2 separate regions of the Homo sapiens genome follow, and region 2 is linked to region 1. A link is an interaction called in ENCODE POLR2A ChIA-PET data of the cell type or tissue named here. Cell type or tissue: OCI-LY7. All regions are shown on one strand. Links, peaks and the distances in the headings refer to the core of each region. The heading gives the core; the rest is flanking DNA.

Evidence for each region. ChIA-PET counts read pairs that join two places held together with the same protein. Peaks named below come from ENCODE experiments on the same cell type or tissue, not always from the same donor. Only the 100,000 strongest peaks of a DNase experiment are listed, where the experiment ranks them.
Region 2: POLR2A ChIA-PET joins it to region 1 with 6 read pairs; 5 of 35 experiments call an interaction of 5 or more read pairs at or near these places.

The regions. Positions count from the first base shown.
Region 1 is chr14:73,683,554-73,692,475 of GRCh38, reverse strand. It overlaps DNAL1 (dynein axonemal light chain 1), which reads right to left. Exons shown (of 8, transcript NM_031427.4): 6 at 5,091-5,217; 7 at 2,961-3,101. Among named protein-coding and RNA genes, the nearest start is that of PNMA1, 26 kb to the left of the region's middle. RefSeq lists an enhancer at 6,779-6,948. In OCI-LY7, for the core only: no CTCF peak of the experiment used is centred there; no DNase peak of the experiment used is centred there.
Region 2 is chr14:73,768,972-73,777,893 of GRCh38, reverse strand. It overlaps a transcript of MIDEAS not described here. Among named protein-coding and RNA genes, the nearest start is that of MIDEAS, 13 kb to the right of the region's middle. RefSeq lists enhancers at 2,430-2,988, 6,135-6,194, 6,315-6,384. In OCI-LY7, for the core only: a CTCF peak has its summit at 2,909; a DNase peak (open chromatin) is centred at 3,503; H3K4me3 peaks cover 1,278 bases; H3K27ac peaks cover 2,500 bases.

The sequences.
Region 1 (8,922 bases), core at 2,213-4,712:
GTTGGTCAGGCTGGTCTCGAACTGCCTGTGCAGTGGCACAATCTCAGCTCACTGCAACCTCTGCCTCCCGGGTTCAAGTGATTCTCCTGCCTCAGTCTCCCAAGTAGCTGGGATTATAGGCGCCTGCCACCACACGCAGCTAATTTTTGTATTTTTAGTAGAGACAGGGTTTCACCAGGTGGGCCAGGCTGGTCTCAAACTCCTGACCTCAGGTGATCCACCCACCTCGGCCTCCCAAAGTGCTGGGATTACACACATGAGCCACTACACCCGGCCTCTATTTTATTCTTAAGGGAAGAGGTTCGCTTTCTACGTACAACCCTGAAGGAAGTAAAGACAAATGATTTGAAATCAGGAGGCTGAGGCAGGAGAACCACTTGAACTTGGGAGGCGGAGCTTGCAGTGAGTTGAGATGGTGCCACTGCACTCTAGCCTGGGTGACAGAGCAAGGCTCTGTCTCAAAAAAAAAAAAAAAAAAAGTCTGGGCACAGTGGCTCACCGCCTATAATCCCAGCACTTTAGGAGGCCAAGGCGGGCGGATCACGAGGTCAAGAGGTCAAAACCATCCTGGCCAACATGGTGAAACCCCATCTCTACTAAAAATACAAAAATTAGCTGGGGGGGGGGGGTGGCGCACGCCTGTAGTTCCAGCTACTTGGGAGGCTGAGGCAGGAGAATCGCTTGAACCCGGGAGGCGGAGGTTGCAGTGAGCCAAGATTGCGCCATTGTATTCCAGCCTGGGCAACAGAGCCAGACTCTAAAAAAAAGAATGACAGACTGAATTTCTTAACAGCCCAGCTGAATTGAATTGGGGAGGTAGTGTTCAAAGTCAAAATGAGGTCGATTTATATTGAAATATTTCTTATACACTTGCATTTTGGGATTGAGTTAAAATCTAAAATAATTATAACTCTTTATTTTGTTTCTGAGACAGAGTCTCACTCTGTTGCCCAGGCTGGAGTGCAGTGGCATCATCTTGGCTCACTGCAACCACCGCCTCCCAGGTTCAAGCAATTCTCCTGCCTTAGCCTCCTGAGTAACTGAGATTACAGGCACCCACCACCAGGTCCAGCTAATTTTGTATTTTTACTAGAGACAGGATTTCACCATGTTGGCCAGGCTGGTCTCGAACTCCTGACCTCAAGTGATCCTCCCACCTCGGCCTCCCAAAGTGCTAGGATTACAGGTGTGAGCCACCACACCCAGCTAATAACATATATTTTGAATACTTACTTTATGTTAAGCACAACGTTTAGCGTAGATTATCTCTATGTGTTCATTGTTTCACATAGATTATTTTATTTAATCCTCATAATAATACTCTGATATATGTTCTGAAATGATTACTAATGATACTATTATCATCTCCAGTTTTTAGATTACCAATGAACAAGGTTTGGTGAGATTAATTAATTAGCACAATTTCACAAACTATTAAGTGGAGGAGCTGGGACTTGACTCAGTTAATTAGGGTTATCTACTGATGCTGACACTGATCTTAAGATATTGGGAAACTAAGACTGGGGATGAGGGGAGAAACAGAGAGAATACCACAATTTTGATCCAATTGTAAAAAAGCAACTGCTTACCATGTATTTCTAATTATTCTGCAGAATCAGAATAATTTTTGATTCTGATCAAAATTTGTGACCTTTGTGTTACCTTTCTGACTTGAGAATAAGCCTAACTTTCTTTATTTTTTAAACTTGCTTAAATGAGCTAGAAGTTTATTTTTCTTTTACATAAAAGTACAAGTAGATAGTAGATAGACATGGAACTTTATGTTGTCTGGAAGTCAGGATCCTTCTCTTTTTTTTTTTTTTGAGACGGAGTTTCGCTCTTGTTGCCTAGGCTGGAGTGTAGTGGCACAATCATGGCTCACCACAACCTCCGCCTCCCGGATTCAAGCGATTCTCCTGCCTCAGCCTCCCGAGTAGATGGGGTTACAGGCATGCACCACCACATCCGGCTAATTTTGTATTTTTAGTAGAGATGGGGTTTCTCCATGTTGGTCAGGCTGGTCTCGAACTCCCAACCTCAGGTGATCTGCCCGCCTTGGCCTCCCCAAGTGCTAGGATTACAGGCATGAGCCACCGCACCTGGCCAGGCTCCTTCTCTCTTACTGCTTGCATGGGTGTCCTCCTTGTGATACAGGGAAGAGTGAGAAAAGGAGGAGGCTCAGCACCAAACCCTGAATAATTCCAGCTTTAATCCAACATAGCAGAAGGAAATTTATATCAGGAAAAAATAAATATACAATTTTTTAAAAATAAATACAGGGTTTTTCTCACTATATTGCAAAGGCTGGTCTCAAACTCCTGACCTCAAGCAATCTTCTTGCCTCATTGAATAGCTTGACTACAGAAACGTGCCACTGTGACTGGCTCCATGTAGATTTATAAGGCCTAGCTTTCTTTTCTTTTCTTTTTTTTTTTTTTGAGACGGAATTTCACTCTTTTTTGCCCAGGCTGGAGTGCAATGGCACAATCTCAGCTCACTGCAACCTCCGCCTGCCGAGTTCAAGTGATTCTCCTGCCTCAGCCTCCCGAGTAGCTGGGATTACAGGTGCCCGCCACCACGCCTGGCTAATTTTTATATTTTTAGTAGAGATGGGGTTTCACCATGTTGGCCAGGCTGGTCTCAGACTCCTGACCTTCGGTGATCCACCCGCCTCAGCCTCCCAAAGTGCTAGGATTACAGGCGTGAGCCACCCATGCCCGGCCAGGCCTAGCTTTCTTATAAGCTTTTGGTCTAGGGAGAATCTTGTACCAGTCTAAATATCCTAGCAGTTTTTCATCTCACCTTGGCTCAAACCTAGACCATTCAATTTTACATAGATAGAAATGACCTGGAAGATCAGAGGTATTTTTTCTTTAGTTTTTCTCCTCTTCATGATTCCATGCCACAAATTCCATTTTTATGCCTAGAAGATATGTCTAAGCCAGCTCAGAATCACTCACCATCCAGCTTTTTCAGTTTGGGCACTCTCTTGGTTGCTTCTTCAATCCAGTTATTCTCAGCAGAATGTTTCTCTTCCAAGGGATTGCCTACAAACACCAGGTCTTCGAGGCATGGCAGTTCTGCCAGCTTCACAAACTCAGCTACAAGTAAAAGAATATTTTCCATATTAAAACACTAAGTTTTGGCCGGGTGCGGTGGTCCACGCCTGTAATCCCAGAACTTTGGGGGGACAAGGCGGGCGGATCACGACATCAGGAGATCGAGACCATCCTGGCTAACACAGTGAAACCCCATCTCTACTAAAAATACAAAAATAAGCCAGGCATAGTGGTGGGCACCTGTAGTCCCAGCTACTCAGGAGGCTGAGGCAGGAGAACTGCTTGAACCCGGGAGACGGAGGTTGCAGTGAGCAGAGATTGCACCAATGCACTCCAGACTGAGCGACAGAGCACGACTCTGTCTCAAAAAAAAAAAAAAAAAAAAAAAAACAGCAAGTTTTACTGTTACAATTTTGGGGATTAAATTCCAATATCATTAACCCTCAGTTTGTGACTATTCATGACAATCAGTTGTTTAAGATTTTGAAGGAAGCTAGGAAAGTTATACCATATAAAGTCATTCTCAGAAGACAGTACAGGATGGGAGGGAAAAAGAAGACATACCTCTCTACTTTAAATGCTAGCATAAGGATGAAATAAGACGAGATGAGATTCAAAGTCAAAAAGAACAAATCACTCTCCAGTGACAGGTCTTCTTCATGCTGTGCTGCATCAGTGTAGGTTAAGCTAACCTGCCTTTGTCTGTACCCATTCCCTCATCTTTGAATTCTTAAAACAACACATTCAAATCTGTATTGCAGAACTTATCACACAGTTTTGCTTTTTTTTGTTTTGAGAAAGAGTCTCCTTCTGTCACCCAGGCTGGAGTGCAATGGCTTCATCTCCACTCGCTGCAACCTCTGTCTCCTGGGTTAAAGCAACTCTCATGCCTCAGCCTCCCAAGTAGCTTGGACTACAGGCATGTACCACCACACCTGGCTATGTTTTTGTATTTTTGTATTTTTACAAAAAAAAATTTGGGTTTTGCTATGTTGGCCAGGCTAGTCTCAAACTCCTGACCTCAGGTGATCTGCCCGCCTTGGCCTCCCTAATTGTTGGGATTACCAGCAAGAGCCACTGCACCTGGCCTCTTATCACACAGTTTTATAATTATCAGCTTACAAACTAATTTTCCCCACTAAGCTGTGAACTTCTTGAGGGCAGGGATAATGTCCTATTCAACTATGTATCCAAAGAGACTGGTATAGTTCATCGCATATAACTGAATGAATTATATACAATAAAAAAGCAAAGTAACATAGATATCAAATAAGTCTTCTACCTTTGAAGTATTAAATTTAAACTGATTACTTCAGCCTTTGGATAATAGCTTAAATTTTTTTCATGATTAATAGGACCAGGACCTATCAGATTACGTTCATCCTAATTTTTTTTTTCAAGTTCTTTCACTTTTTTATTTTTTATTTTTATTATACTTTAAGTTTTAGGGCATATGTGTACAACGTGCAGGTTTGTTACGTATGTATACATGTGCCATGTTGGTATGCTGTGCCCATTAAGTCGTCATTTAACGTTAGGTATTTGAGACGGAGTCTTGCTCTGCTGCCCTGGCTGGAGTGCAGCGGCGCGATCTCGGCTCACTGCAAGCTCCGCCTCCCGGGTTCACGCCATTTTCCTGCCTCAGCCTCCCGAGTAGCTGGGACTACAGGCGCCCGCCACGACGCCCGGCTAATTTTTTTGTATTTTTAGTAGAGACGGGGTTTCACCGTGTTAGCCAGGATGGTCTCGATCTCCTGACCTCGTGATCCACCCGCCTCGGCCTCCCAAAGTTCTGGGATTACAGGCGTGAGCCACCGCGCCCGGTCCATCCTAAGTAAATATTTAAATATAAATGTTAAGCATTTAAAATTTAGAAACTCCTATTGCTGTTTCTCTCTGAGCTTAGCCATAAATGTTTCCACTTTCTCTCTGTGCTTAGAAATAAACGTTCTCGTTTTGCATCTTTTCCCTCTCGGACTATTTTCTATAAACAGGCGGTAGAAGGTTAGCAAAGGGCCACTCTCAGCTTACCCCAGTCTTTTACCAGGTTATTAGACATGTAGAGAATCTTCAATTTCTTCATTATGTGGATCCCTTTCAACTTCTCAATAAAATTGTAGGAGATCCACAGTTCTTCTAATGTGTCCCCTACTGCCTCCTGAAAAAGAACAAAATTTGATTTATGTTTATGTTTAAGCTTTTCTTTCTGTCTTCTTCTTTATAAAGATATACATAATGGCTTCCAAAGTGAACTTAGACCCTGCCTGTCTACTTGTAGAAGAGCTAGTAGTTGTGTGGGAGGTTTTTTTTTTCTCATTGAGGGAGCTAAGTAGAACATTCCATTCCCTTCTTCAAACTAATCTGAACTCTTCCTTCTCTGACTGCTCCACTAAAAAAAAAAAAAAATCACAAAACATAATACGTTACTAATACTGAAATCACCAAGAGGGGAAATAATGGCACTATCTTATCTCGTTCATTAATGGTACGGTTTTCAAATTACATTCCTATAGAGTATATTATTTGGTCCTTAGAACATCTGCTTTAAAGCCGATAAGGCAGGTTATTTGATTTCTATTACAGAGGGATTAAGGGCTTTTTCTAAGAACACACTATTAAATAATAGAGCTAGGTCTAAAATTCAGGGTCTTCTCCAACATTTATTATGATGATTTTCAAACATAAAAAAGTTGTTTTTTGTTTTGTTTTGAGACAGGGTCTCACTCTGTCACCCAGACTGGGGTGCAGTGTCACACTCACAGCTAACTGCAGCCTCAACCTCCCCCGGGCTCAAGCAATCCTCTCACCTCAGCCTCCCTAGTAGCTGGGACTACAGGTGCACACTACCACATCTGGCTAATTTTTGTCTTTTTGGTAGAGATGGGTTTTGTAGAGATGTTGTCCAGGCTGGTCTTGAACTCCTGGACTCAAGGGATCTGCCCGCCTCGGCCTCCCAAAGTGCTGGATTAAGGCATGAGCCACTGTGCCCAGCCAATAATACAATTTCCTGTAAGTATTTGTTAAGTAGATAATAAAGACAAGATTTTTGTGAAGCAGTCTAGTGAATATCAATGAGGAAAACCTGGCAAAGTTTGAGTGAATCAATTCAGTGAAATCTGTCATTAAATAAGCTGACTCTTTCGAGAATTGGACAATAACTGAACAGTCATTTAGCAAACTGGTCAGCTTCTGCATGTAAACAAGCCATTTCTCCCCTCAGTTTCTTACTCTGTAAAATGAGGAGACTGGCGCAATGAAATACCATCTCATACCCATTAGGATAGCTACTATCAAAATCACAGAAAATAGTAAGTATTAGTGAGGATGTGGAGAAATTGGAACCTTGTACACGGTTGGCAGGGAGGTAAAATGGTGCAGCTGCTATGGAAAACAATTTGGCCGTTCCTTAAAAAATTAATTATCATATGATAATTGATATCACTTAACAGGGGATCCAGCCATTCCACTTCGGGGCACATATTCAGAAGAAATGAAAGTGGGATCTCGAGATATTGGTACGCCCATGTTCACAGTAGCAAATTCACAATAGCCAAAAGATGGACGTGACCCAAGTGTCCACTGATAGACAAACGGATAAACAAAACATGGTATATACATACCGTAATAGAATATCATTTAACATTAAGCAGGAATGGGCTGGGTGCAGTGGCTCACATCTGTAATCCCAATACTTTGGGAAGCCAAGGCGGGCGGCTCACCTTAGGTCAGGAGTTTGAGACCAGCCTGGCCAACATGGTGAAATCCCATCTCTAATAAAAATATAAAAAAATTAGCCGGGCATGGTGGCACATGCCTGTAGTCCCAGCTACTTTGGCGGCTGAGGCAGAAGAATCACTTGAACCTGGGAGGTAGAGGTTGGAACGAGCCAAAATTGCGCAACTGCACTCCAGCCTCAGCGATACAGTGAGACTCAGTCTCAAAAAAAAAAAAAAAAATTAAGCAGAAAGGAAATTCTGACACACGCTACAACATGGATGAAACTTGAGGATATTACGCTAAGTTAAATAAGCCAGTCACAAAAAGATAAATGCTGTATGATACTACTTATATGAAATACCTAGAGTAGTTAAATTCGTAAAGACGGAAAGTGGAATGGTGGGTGCCAGGGATCAGGGAAGAGGCAGTAGGAAGCTACTGTATGCTTACAGAGGTTCAGACACACAAGATGAAGAGAGTTCTGGAGATGGATGGTGATGGTTGTGCAAGTCTACTTACTACCACTGAACTATACACTTAAAAATGTTTTAGATGGTAAACTTTATGTTATGTATATTTCACCACCATAAAAAACATTGGAAAAAATGAGGAAGTTGGACAAGTTCTTTAAGGTTCCTCTCAGCTATTAAAATTTATGATTTTTTAAGGTCAACAAACCATTGTAAGTATTGAAAACAAAAAAGTAAATGTCTACTCTGTAAATAATATCATGTTGGAGGTTACAGAAGTGGGAGAGCTTTATGAAATGCCATAAAATCTATTTTTTTAGTTTGTTTTTTAGTTTAGAGACAGAGTCTCGATCTGTTACGCAGGCTGCAGTACAGGGCACAATCAGGTCACTGCAGCCTTGAACTCCTGGGCTCAAGTGATCCTCCTGCCTCAGCCCCCTGAGTAGTTAGAACAGGCACGTGCCACCATGCTTGGCTAATTTAAAAAAATTTTTTTTTGTAGAGACAAGAGTCTCACTATGTTGTCTAGGCTGGTCTCAAACTCCTGGCCTCAAGCAATCCTGCCTCGACCTCCCAAAGTGCTAGGACTATAGGCGTGAGCCACCATGCCCAGCTGACCTCTATTTTAGACTATATGTAATGAGGATGATGATGATGATTATTGCTCTGTATAAAGTAATGAATCCAGGTAACACAATGTTGCTTGAAAATTGTTGTGGGGATGTGATTTATAAACAGTTAAGAATTGTTGGTAGGTAGTTGATTACATGTTAAGTATACAAAAATAAATGGCTTTTATATTATTTAATATAAACAGGAAGGGTGTTAAAGAGAAATGCATCATAGCAACAAAAACTATAAATTACCCAGGAAATTAAAAATAGAACTACCATATGATTCAGCAATCTCACTACAGGGTATATAGCCAAAAGAAATGAAAACAGTATGTCGAAGAGATAGCTATCAGCACTCCCATGTTTACTGCAGCACTATTCACAATAGCCAAAATATGGAATCAACCTAAGTGTCCAATAATGAATGAATGTATAAAGAAAATATGGTATATCACACAATGGAATACTATTCAGCCATAAAAAAGCATGAAATCCTGTCATTTGTTACAATGTGAATGAACCTGGAGAACATTATGTTAAGTGACACATCAGACACAGAATGACACTGCATGATCTCACTCATATGTGGAATCTAAAAAAGTTGATCTCGGCCAGGTGCGGTGGCTCACGCCTGTAATCCCAGCACTTTGGGAGGCCGAGGTAGGTGGATCACTTGAGGCCAGGAGTTTGAGACCAGCCTGACCAACATGGTGAAACCCCGTCTCTACTAAACATATAAAATTAGCCAGGTGTGGTGGTGGGCACCTGTAATCCCAGCTACCTGGGAGGAAGAGGCAAGAGAATCGCTTGAACCTGGAAGGTGGAGGTTGCAGTGAGCTGAGATCACACCATGGCACTCCAGCCTGGGTAACAAGAGTGAACTTGTTATTCTCAAAAGAATAATAATAATAATAATAAATAAATAAATAAAAAAAGCTGATCTCATGGAAGTAGAGAGCAGAACAGTAGTTACCAGAGACTGGAGAGGGGGGTGGGGGGCTGAGGGGAGGATGGGAATAAGTTGGTAAATGAGTACCAAGTTACAATTATGTAGGAGAATAA
Region 2 (8,922 bases), core at 2,527-5,026, 85 kb before region 1:
AAAGTCAAGAGCAGTTAAGCTCTGCAGGTATCAATGTCAAGGTGTTCAGGGGGCTCCTGCGCTCAGAGGAGAGGACTGGCCACTTCTACCACGGCCAGGAGAGAGAGGCATGTCAGGAAAGGTTTAGGAAAACCCCAGTGCCTTGCACAGTACTTGTGCCTGGTGAGTGCTGTGGAATTAACGAATGAGAGGCGTCCTGGAGAAGCTGTTTGAGCTGAGTGCTGAGAAACGAGTAGGCATCCACCAGGTGGCAAAAGGAGTCAGGGCATTCTAGGTACAGGGAGCAGCTCAGACAAGGCCTGGAGGCACAACATGACACCATTTGCTCTGGGGACTGCAAGTGGTGGGGCAGTGGAGCACGGCTGAGAGGGGTGCAGAAAGGGGCAGGCAGGGCCGGGCCATGGGCCAGAGGAGCCCGTGTGCAGGTAGAAGGAGATGCTGGCATAGCTCAGGTCTTAGGTTGGCCCACAGCAGAAGCTAACTGTAGCTAAATTGAGGAGAAAAGAAATGTATTGGAAGGCTATCTGGTGGCTCACTGAATGTCCGAGAAGGTTGGAGAATGAGGCTCAGAAATTGATCAGGACTTGTGGAAAGTTGGGTGGCTGGAACCAAAGCCATGGTGACGATGCTGCTGACCTGGCATCACTGCTGCCAGCAGACCTGGATGCTGCCACCCCTTCCAGAATGGGTACTGAACTCTCCCCACTTTTTTGTGCCACTCGCTCCAGAGGCAAAGGCTAGGCTGCGCATGTGGTTGGCCCTGCTTAGGTCATGTTCTTGCTGTTATGGTTCTGAACTTTTATTTATTTATTTATTTATTTTTTTTGAGACAGTCTTGCTCTGTTGCCCAGGCTGGAGTGCAGTGGCGTGATCTCGGCTCACTGCAACCTCCGCCTCCCGGGTTCAAACTATTCTGTGCCTCAGCGTCCCGAGTAGCTGGGACTACAGGCACCCGCCACCACGCCAGGCTAATGTTTGTGTTTTTAGTAGAGATGGGGTTTCACCGTCTTGGCCAGGCTGGTCTTGAACTCCTGACCTTGTGATCCACCCGCCTCGGCCTCCCAAAGTGCAGGGGTTACAGGCGTGAGCCTGAGGCTGATGTTACGGTTCTGAAGAGCAAGGCTCTGGAGGCTGCAGCCTCCCCAGCAGAGTGGAACTCTGCCTCCTCTCAGGACTCACAACCACAGGTGCCTGAAACCAGGGGAGGGCTGCATATGCCAGGTGGACAGGTGTCTCTCATAGAGCTTGGAGCCCATTCTAGCCTTCAAACTGGGATGATGGGGCTGTTCTGGATGTGGGAAGAGGAGACAGGGCATCCCTCTTGGGCCACTGAAAACATCCACATCTTTTTTTTTTTTTTTTTTGTAATTTAAACAGAGATGGGGTTTTGCCATGTTGCCCAGGCTGGTCTTGAATTCCCGGGCTTAAGCCAGCCTCCCACCCTGGCCTCCCAAAATGTTGGGATGACAGGCATGAGCCACCATACCTGGCCAACATCCACATCTTGAGCTTAATCTGTTTGGACATCCTTCTGAATCCTTAGCCTCCCGCTGAGCTTTAGGAATGTTATGTGCCCAGAAGATCTGAGTGTTTCATTAGTAATTGGAATTCTCCTCTGGAATCTGACCATCCCAGTGGAAAAGGGAGATCATCCCGGCATCTGGATCCTCCCTGCACATTTGATTCCACTTGGAAAACTTTGGTGCTGCCTTTCGAGGACAGAGGCCGAGGGTTGGCTCTCTCCAACAGGCAGTTACAGCTTGAATTCTGCTTCTTCCCCAAGGTTGGGTGAGACTCTTGGGGCCACAGGGTGTTTGCGAGGTGCCACTTTGCTTTTCAGACTAGAAGTTGGAGTTCTGGTTTCAGGCTTGGTTTGTGGAACAGTTGAGGCGCCTGGTGTCTAAGCTGCCCAGGTGATCTCTCCAGTTCTAAAGATGTCACCCTGGTTGAGATGTTCTACCCTATCTCCTTTCTGAGAGCGCTAAAGGAGCTACAGCTTTGTTTGCCTGGGGCTGTCAGCATCACCTGTCACATCCTGCCCAGTTTCCTCATCCAGAAAAAACAAGAGGTGTCAGATAAGGTGAGCTCCAGCTCCCGTCTTGCCCTCAGATCTTCTGGGTATAACTCTTTGAAGCAAGGGCACCTTGACTGGAATCTTGGTCATTCAGTTCCATTAATCTTAGACAAAGGAATTAATTTTCCTTAAAAGGAAAAATGCAGTTTTGAACTTACTGGCTGTTTTATGCCAGTGTTCCAAGACTTCCCTGGGAAAGCGGGAAGCTGCTGCCCCCAGGAAGCTGGGAGTGTCATGAGCTGGGCTCTGGACTGGAAGCGATTCCTGATCCTGAGGCTTGGATCGCTTAGATGCATGGCCTGGTTGGCTCCCCGAGGGAGGGAGCAGGGGCCTTCCTAGTTCCTGGCCAGTGTTGGTTCTGGCCTAGTTTACACTGAACTTGCCTACTTTTGTCCAGATGAAATGAAATTGTGCTAAAAGCAGCATTAAAGTGGAAAAGAAGTCTTGAAGAACCTGAATTATTTTACTAAAACACAGCTTTGGTCATATCACCCCCTCTTAATCTTTGAGAACTGCCCAAGTTCTGCAGAAGGAGCTCCACACTCCTCAGAATGGCACATGTACTCTTGTTTGAGCCCTGGCCCACCTTTCTGGCCTTTTTCTTACCACTACCCCTTCCCTAGCATGGCCCTTTTTGTTCCAGCCGGCCTCTTGCTGCTCCTGGACGCACTTCTCTCGCCTTGTTATATGCTCTTGGCCTTTGCTTATTGTTGTCTCTTCCATCTGGAATGCCCTCTCTGGCCTTTTCCTCCTGGCAGATGCCCACAGGGCCAGCCAGGAGTCACCTGCTCCATGCTGCCTTCCTGAGTTGCCACCATGGCATTTCTGCAATTGAACTTCCCCCCTGCAGGATGCTGGGGTCAGTTGCAGGAGTGCCTGGCTCCCCACCACCTTGGATCTGTGGCTGGCACACAGTAGGTGCTCTGTGACAGGAACGAGAAGGGCCACCTGAGGGGCTGTGAGGGAGCATCGGGCAGGCCCAGGACCTGGCCTATGTCTGGTGGACTGTGTGCTTGGTGAGCTGGCTGTCTGCATGACATCCCCAGCCTCCCTTAGTGCTTGCTGGTGGGGCTGCCACCTTGGTGTCTCTGCTATTTGCTTGGGCCTGTCAGCAAGACCCTGGTGAGAGTAGGAAGGGGATTTGGGGGTATAAAACCTGTATCGGGGCCCCACTCACCCTGAGGAAGCCTTTGAGGGGACACTGAGGAGATGTCTGTGGTGAGGAGCTGGTTTAGAGGTGGCAGAAGCATCTCTTCCTACTGGCCCTCCTTGAAGAAGGATAAATATTAATACCAGCTGCCATTAGAGGATCCTTTCGTTTCTCATGCTCAGCACTGTCTTTTGGCTTCACACAGAGACAGAGCTGGGGAAAGCAAGTCTGCAGACCATAGTAGCAGAGACTGGGGCTCTTTAAAATGAAAGTCCTGTCCCACCTGGTCATGAGGCAGTCAGGACAGGCTGTGGCACTTCCTGTTCCTGCGAGGAAGAATGCATCCTCCTGACAGTAATTGCAGGGTGCAGTGGGAGCCCCAAAGCAGGGATTGCAGTCTCCGTTTGTCTATGAAATGAGGGGATTAGACTACAGGGGTACCTTTCCTGTTCGAAAATTCCTGTGAATGGAGCCTGGCAGGCGGTGTCTTTATGGTGCCTCATAGTGGGACCCAGGGTTGTCACTCAGAGGCTTCCTGTCATTATCCCAGGTCTGCGTGCCACTCAGAGAGACCTGTGGAGGAGTGGCTTTCTCGCCATGGCTGATTAGTTGGACTTGCTTTTCTTTTTTCTTTTTTTTTTTTTTTTTGAGATTCAGTCTCACCCTGTCACCTAGGCTGGAGTGCAGTGGTGTGATATCAGCTCACTGCAGCCTCTGCCTCCCAGGTTCAAGTGATTGTCCTGCTTCAGCCTCCTAAGTAGCTGGGACTACAGGCGCCCACCACCATGCCCAGCTCATTTTTGTATTTCAGTAGAGACAGGGTTTTACCATATTGGCCAGGCTGGTCTCGAACTCGTGACCTCAAGTGATCCACCCGCCTCAGCCTCCCAAAGTGCTGAGATTACAGGCGTGAGCCATTGCGCCTGGCCTCTCTCTTTCTTTAAAGACTTTTCTTTCTTGAAGTTGAGCCACCCTTAGGGCTGAGCCTGCATGCACATGGGCCTGTGGGACCACTGGTGAGCACAGGGCTTATATTGTTTGCAGAGTATGTTTCTAGAACCTAGAAGCACATGGTATTTCCAGAATCCTCTTTAGGAACCCATGAATGTGTGTGTTTGTTCCGGGCCCCTGGAAGATCAGCTTGGAGAAACCTGAGTGGTGGAGGGAGTGGGTTGATGTCCAGGGAGGGGTGGGCTCATTTTGGAAAGGACAGAATGTGGGATCTGTCTTTGTTTCTGACTCCACAAGGCCTGCTCTCCCCTCCTTACTCATCCCAGCCTCTACCTTCCTACCCACACCTCTCTGTCCTCCTTCGTCATCTCTCCCTGGAAAATCAATTGTATTACCTCCAACATCCACCAGTCATAGGGTACGTATTCCGAATAGCAGGGACGCTGAGGAGCTGGGAAAAGTGCATTATAAGAGTAGATCCTGATTGGTAGGATTGACAGGTGTTGCTAGGAAAACTACTTTGGAAAATAGATAATCCGGGTAACTCACAAAGAACAAATATACATTAAAAATGTATGAGAAGCCAGGCGTGGTGGCTTACATCTGTAATCCCAGCACTTTGGGAGGCCGAGGTGGGCGGATCATCTGAGGTCAGGAGTTTGAGACCAGCCTGGCCAACATGGAGAAACCCCATCTCTACTAAAATTACAAAATTAGCTGGGTGTGGTGGTGCGCGCCTGTAACCCTAGCTACTCGGGAGGCTGAGGCAGGAGAATCACTTGAACTGGGGGGTGGAGGTTGCAGTGAGCCGAGATGGCACCACTGCACTCCAGCCTGGGCGACAGAGCGAGACTCTGTCTCGAAAACAACAACAACAACAAAATACACACACACACACACACACACACACACACACACACACACTAGAACTTGAAGCTGTAAGAAAATGTTAATTTCCTTTGATCTATTAGTATTGCTCTTGAGAATTTAAGAATAAAGAATTTATTAATTCTAAAAAGGAAAAGAGCTCTAAGTACAAAGATATCTATTTATTATTTTTTTAATCTCATACCTTCCTGCACACCAAAGATATTTATAGCAACATTGCTTAAAATAGAAAAGAAAAAAAAACAAAACCAAAACTGTAAACAGCCTCAGTGTTTCATGTGGCTGTATAATTCATGATACCTAGAGTCAGTGAGTATTGTGTCACTGTTATCTTAATATGAAGATAATGTTGTTTCTTGGGAAAATGTTGATGAATTTAGATGAAAAAAGTAAAACACAGAATTGCATAAGTGCATAAAAACTGATTACACTGCCCATAGTAAAAATTGGCATAATGCCAATAACTGGATTTGGGCAAAGAGGTTATGGGTAGAGCATGTGTGTGTGTTTGAAATTGCTTTAATAATTTATATAACATCTTTTTTTTATTTATAAGACAAGGCCTTAACTTCAAAGACTTTGGATTTGGGTGGGAAGGAGGCCAGGGGGAGGGACTCCCATCTGTTACTACCAGGAAAACCAAACAGCTCTGTCTTTATCAGCTACCGGCACTGCATGCAGGGGCTGGAGGATTCAGATGGGCCTGACTTCATAGACTGGCTGAGTAACTCGGGTTCACAGCGTGGACTCTGCCTCCAGCCCCCAGCTGGCTCAGGGCCCCAGACGATTTTCACACCTGCGTTTTCATGGAACCAGCCCAGTGAGCACGTGAGGCTTTGAGCCACCCGCCCACTCACCTCTGGGCTGCCTCTTACTTCAGGCCCCTGCCACAGCAGGAGGAAGCTGAGTCTTTCTTCTGCAGTTCCAACTGGCAGCAGGGAGGGTGTGCTTTGCTAATTGACCTCCTGCAGCCTTTTCTAACCCAGGTGGGGCCCTAGTGAGGTAGCGTCTTGCTCACTTACATTGTTGCACATATTAATTGAAGTGTTGAATTTAGTTGCTCTTTAATGCTAGCCACATCCATCCAGTTCACATCTGACCTAGCAGGCAGGGCCGTCTGACCCCACGTCTTGCCGTGAGATCTGCTGGGACGCGCAGCTGCAGGTTTGGGTGTGGCGCTGAGCAGCTGACTGTCTTCTGAGCACCTTCTCATATCTCTGTGGCATCTCAGAATCTCTGGACATCTGGTGAATGGCCTTCTCACCCACCACTCCCCTCGTGTGTAGTAGCCTTTTCTTCTGAGTGGAGAGCCTTATTTTCTTAACACGTGGAGTGTCTATTTGGAGGGTCCATGATCATCCCGTTGCTGTGACCAGCCCAGGAATGTGACCAGGGCAGGACAGGGAGACTCCTTGGTGTTGTGCAGAGTCCCCAGGTGGGTGGCAGCTGGAGAGCCCCCGGCGTACCTTGAGTTCGCAGGTTGGAGCCTGCTGAAGCTCTGCCCGACAGAATGCGTGTGGAGGGAGGCCCAGACCCAGCTGGGGCCCTGGTTATCTCCAGTGTATATTTGCTAAAACCAAATTTCAGAACTGTCAAAGACTGGAGTTTGTTCTTCTGTGATCAGATTGAAGTAGGACCTTGTGGCTGGAGGTGTGCCAGGGTCAGAGAGAAAATGGAGAGTATGGGCTCAGGGCACGCCTGGATGCTCATTAGGGGTACTCAGGCCAGCTTCATGTGTTCCATGGCAAGTGATGGCTGTGTGTGTGTGTGTTTGGAGGTGGGGCTGGTGACTGTCTCTGTGCTTTTCTAGAATATCGTGTTTATTCCTAGATGCCCCAACCTCATCTTCACGCCCTACAGTGGCATTGAGCCTGGTTCTGATCATTGCTGGTCATGTGAATATTAAGTGCCATAGTGTCTAAGGAACAAGCTGCCTTCTCGAGCCCAGGCCCCAGCAATAACTGTTCCTCTCAGTTCCCTAATTTAGAGACCACGTGTGTGCCCCAGGGTTGTCAGCAGCTCGGTTTTTTGAAGCTTGAAACACATTTCCATAGAAACAATGCTATAAATGGTGGTTGGGTACCTAGGCTAGCCCACAAAGAGCCCTGGTGTCACCTCAGAAGTTGCTGAAATAAGGTATTAGTGAAATTGAGAGCCCAAATGCAGCAGTCATAGTTAGTACCCAGGACGCTGGAGGTTAATTGGTGTGGGTTTATTTGTGTAATTTCCTTTCTTTGGTGAGAGGTGTTTCAAAGCTCTCTAGATAAGGGATGCTCTGTAGGCACTCCCCCGCACCATCCCCACCCAGTCACAATCCCTCCTCTCCCGGTTTACATTCCTTCTTCTTTCCTCATCAAGCCAGGGGCCTGGGCCTACCTGCCCTCTGGTATGTTTATGATGAGGAAATCCTGTTCAGTGGCCCTTACATCATCATTGTCATCATCACCATCATCATCATCATCATCATCGTCATCATCATCATCACCGTCGTTACTGTTATATAAATCATCTTGATCAACTTAACAGAATAAACATGACACCTATTTAGAATTCTCTTCTGATTGCTTCTAATATTCCTTTGCAGTTTTAACACAGCTTATAAGTTCACCTGACATATTTTTTGGTGCTGATTTTGTCACTTAACATGACTTCACCAAATGGTTTCATCAGATAGTTTCCCTCTGTCCATCCTTTCATATTTCATTCTGTTACTCTTCCTTACCGTACCATAATCTGAATGGGCTCTATATACAGGTGCTGTGGAGCATCTTTTGTAAAAACTTCCTTGTGGTGACATTTTAGATTATTTTTATGGGATATAGTCCACCAACCGTAATTACCTGGTCAGCGTTTTAAACTCTTGCAACACTAAATATATACACCTACAATATACCCGCAAAAATTAAAAAAAAAAAACAAAAAAAAAAACCCAGCCGGGCACGGTGGCTCACACCTGTAATCCCAGCACTTTGGGAGGCCGAGGCGGGCAGATCACCAGGTCAGGAGTTTGAGACCAGCCTGGCCAATATGGTGAAACCCCGTCTCTACTAAAAATACAAAAATTAGCTGGGCGTGGTGGTGCGTGCCTACAGTCCCAGTTACTCGGGAGGCTGAGGCAGAAGAATTGCTTGAACCCGGGAGGCAGAGGTTGCAGTGAGCCAAGATTGCACCACTGCACTCCAGCCTGGGCAATAGAGTGAGACTCCATCTCAAAAACAAAACAAAACAAAACAAAACAAAAACCCTCTTGCAACACAATGCCAAATCACATTCTAGAAAGATTTAAACTGTTTATGGTAGCACAGCAACGTATATGCAACTGCCCTGCCAACAGCAGCTTTCCTGTTTTATTTATTTACTTATTTTCATGTTGGGGCGGGCCATAATGGGGCCTTAATGATATTCCAATTTGCATTTCCTAAATTGCTGCTGATGTAGGTTTTTCCTCTCGATGATTTACTGATGTGTTTCCTCATGTGTCAAACCCTGCTCATGTCCTGTGACTGCAGAGCCTCCCGCCTCATTTATCTCCTTGAACCACTTTCCTGTTGGGAAACGGCAAGTCCTCTCTTCCTCACTGGCCCCACCCCTCACCTTGTCTCACTCATCTCCACACCTGCCCAGCTCACCACCTCAGTGACTCTGGGGAGGGAGTGAGAGGGAAAGACCCTGGAAGCCCTTGTGATGGAGGCCACAGGGCAGGAGGTAGATGCGAGGGAGACCCTGGGAGGAGCCACAGGCTGTTAGAGCTGGAGGGGGCACTGGAATGCATCTGGCCCAGGAGTTACGCACTCAGAGGCCAGCAGAGAACAGAAGGGATGAAATGACAGAGGCTGGCAGAGTGTGATGATAAATGACA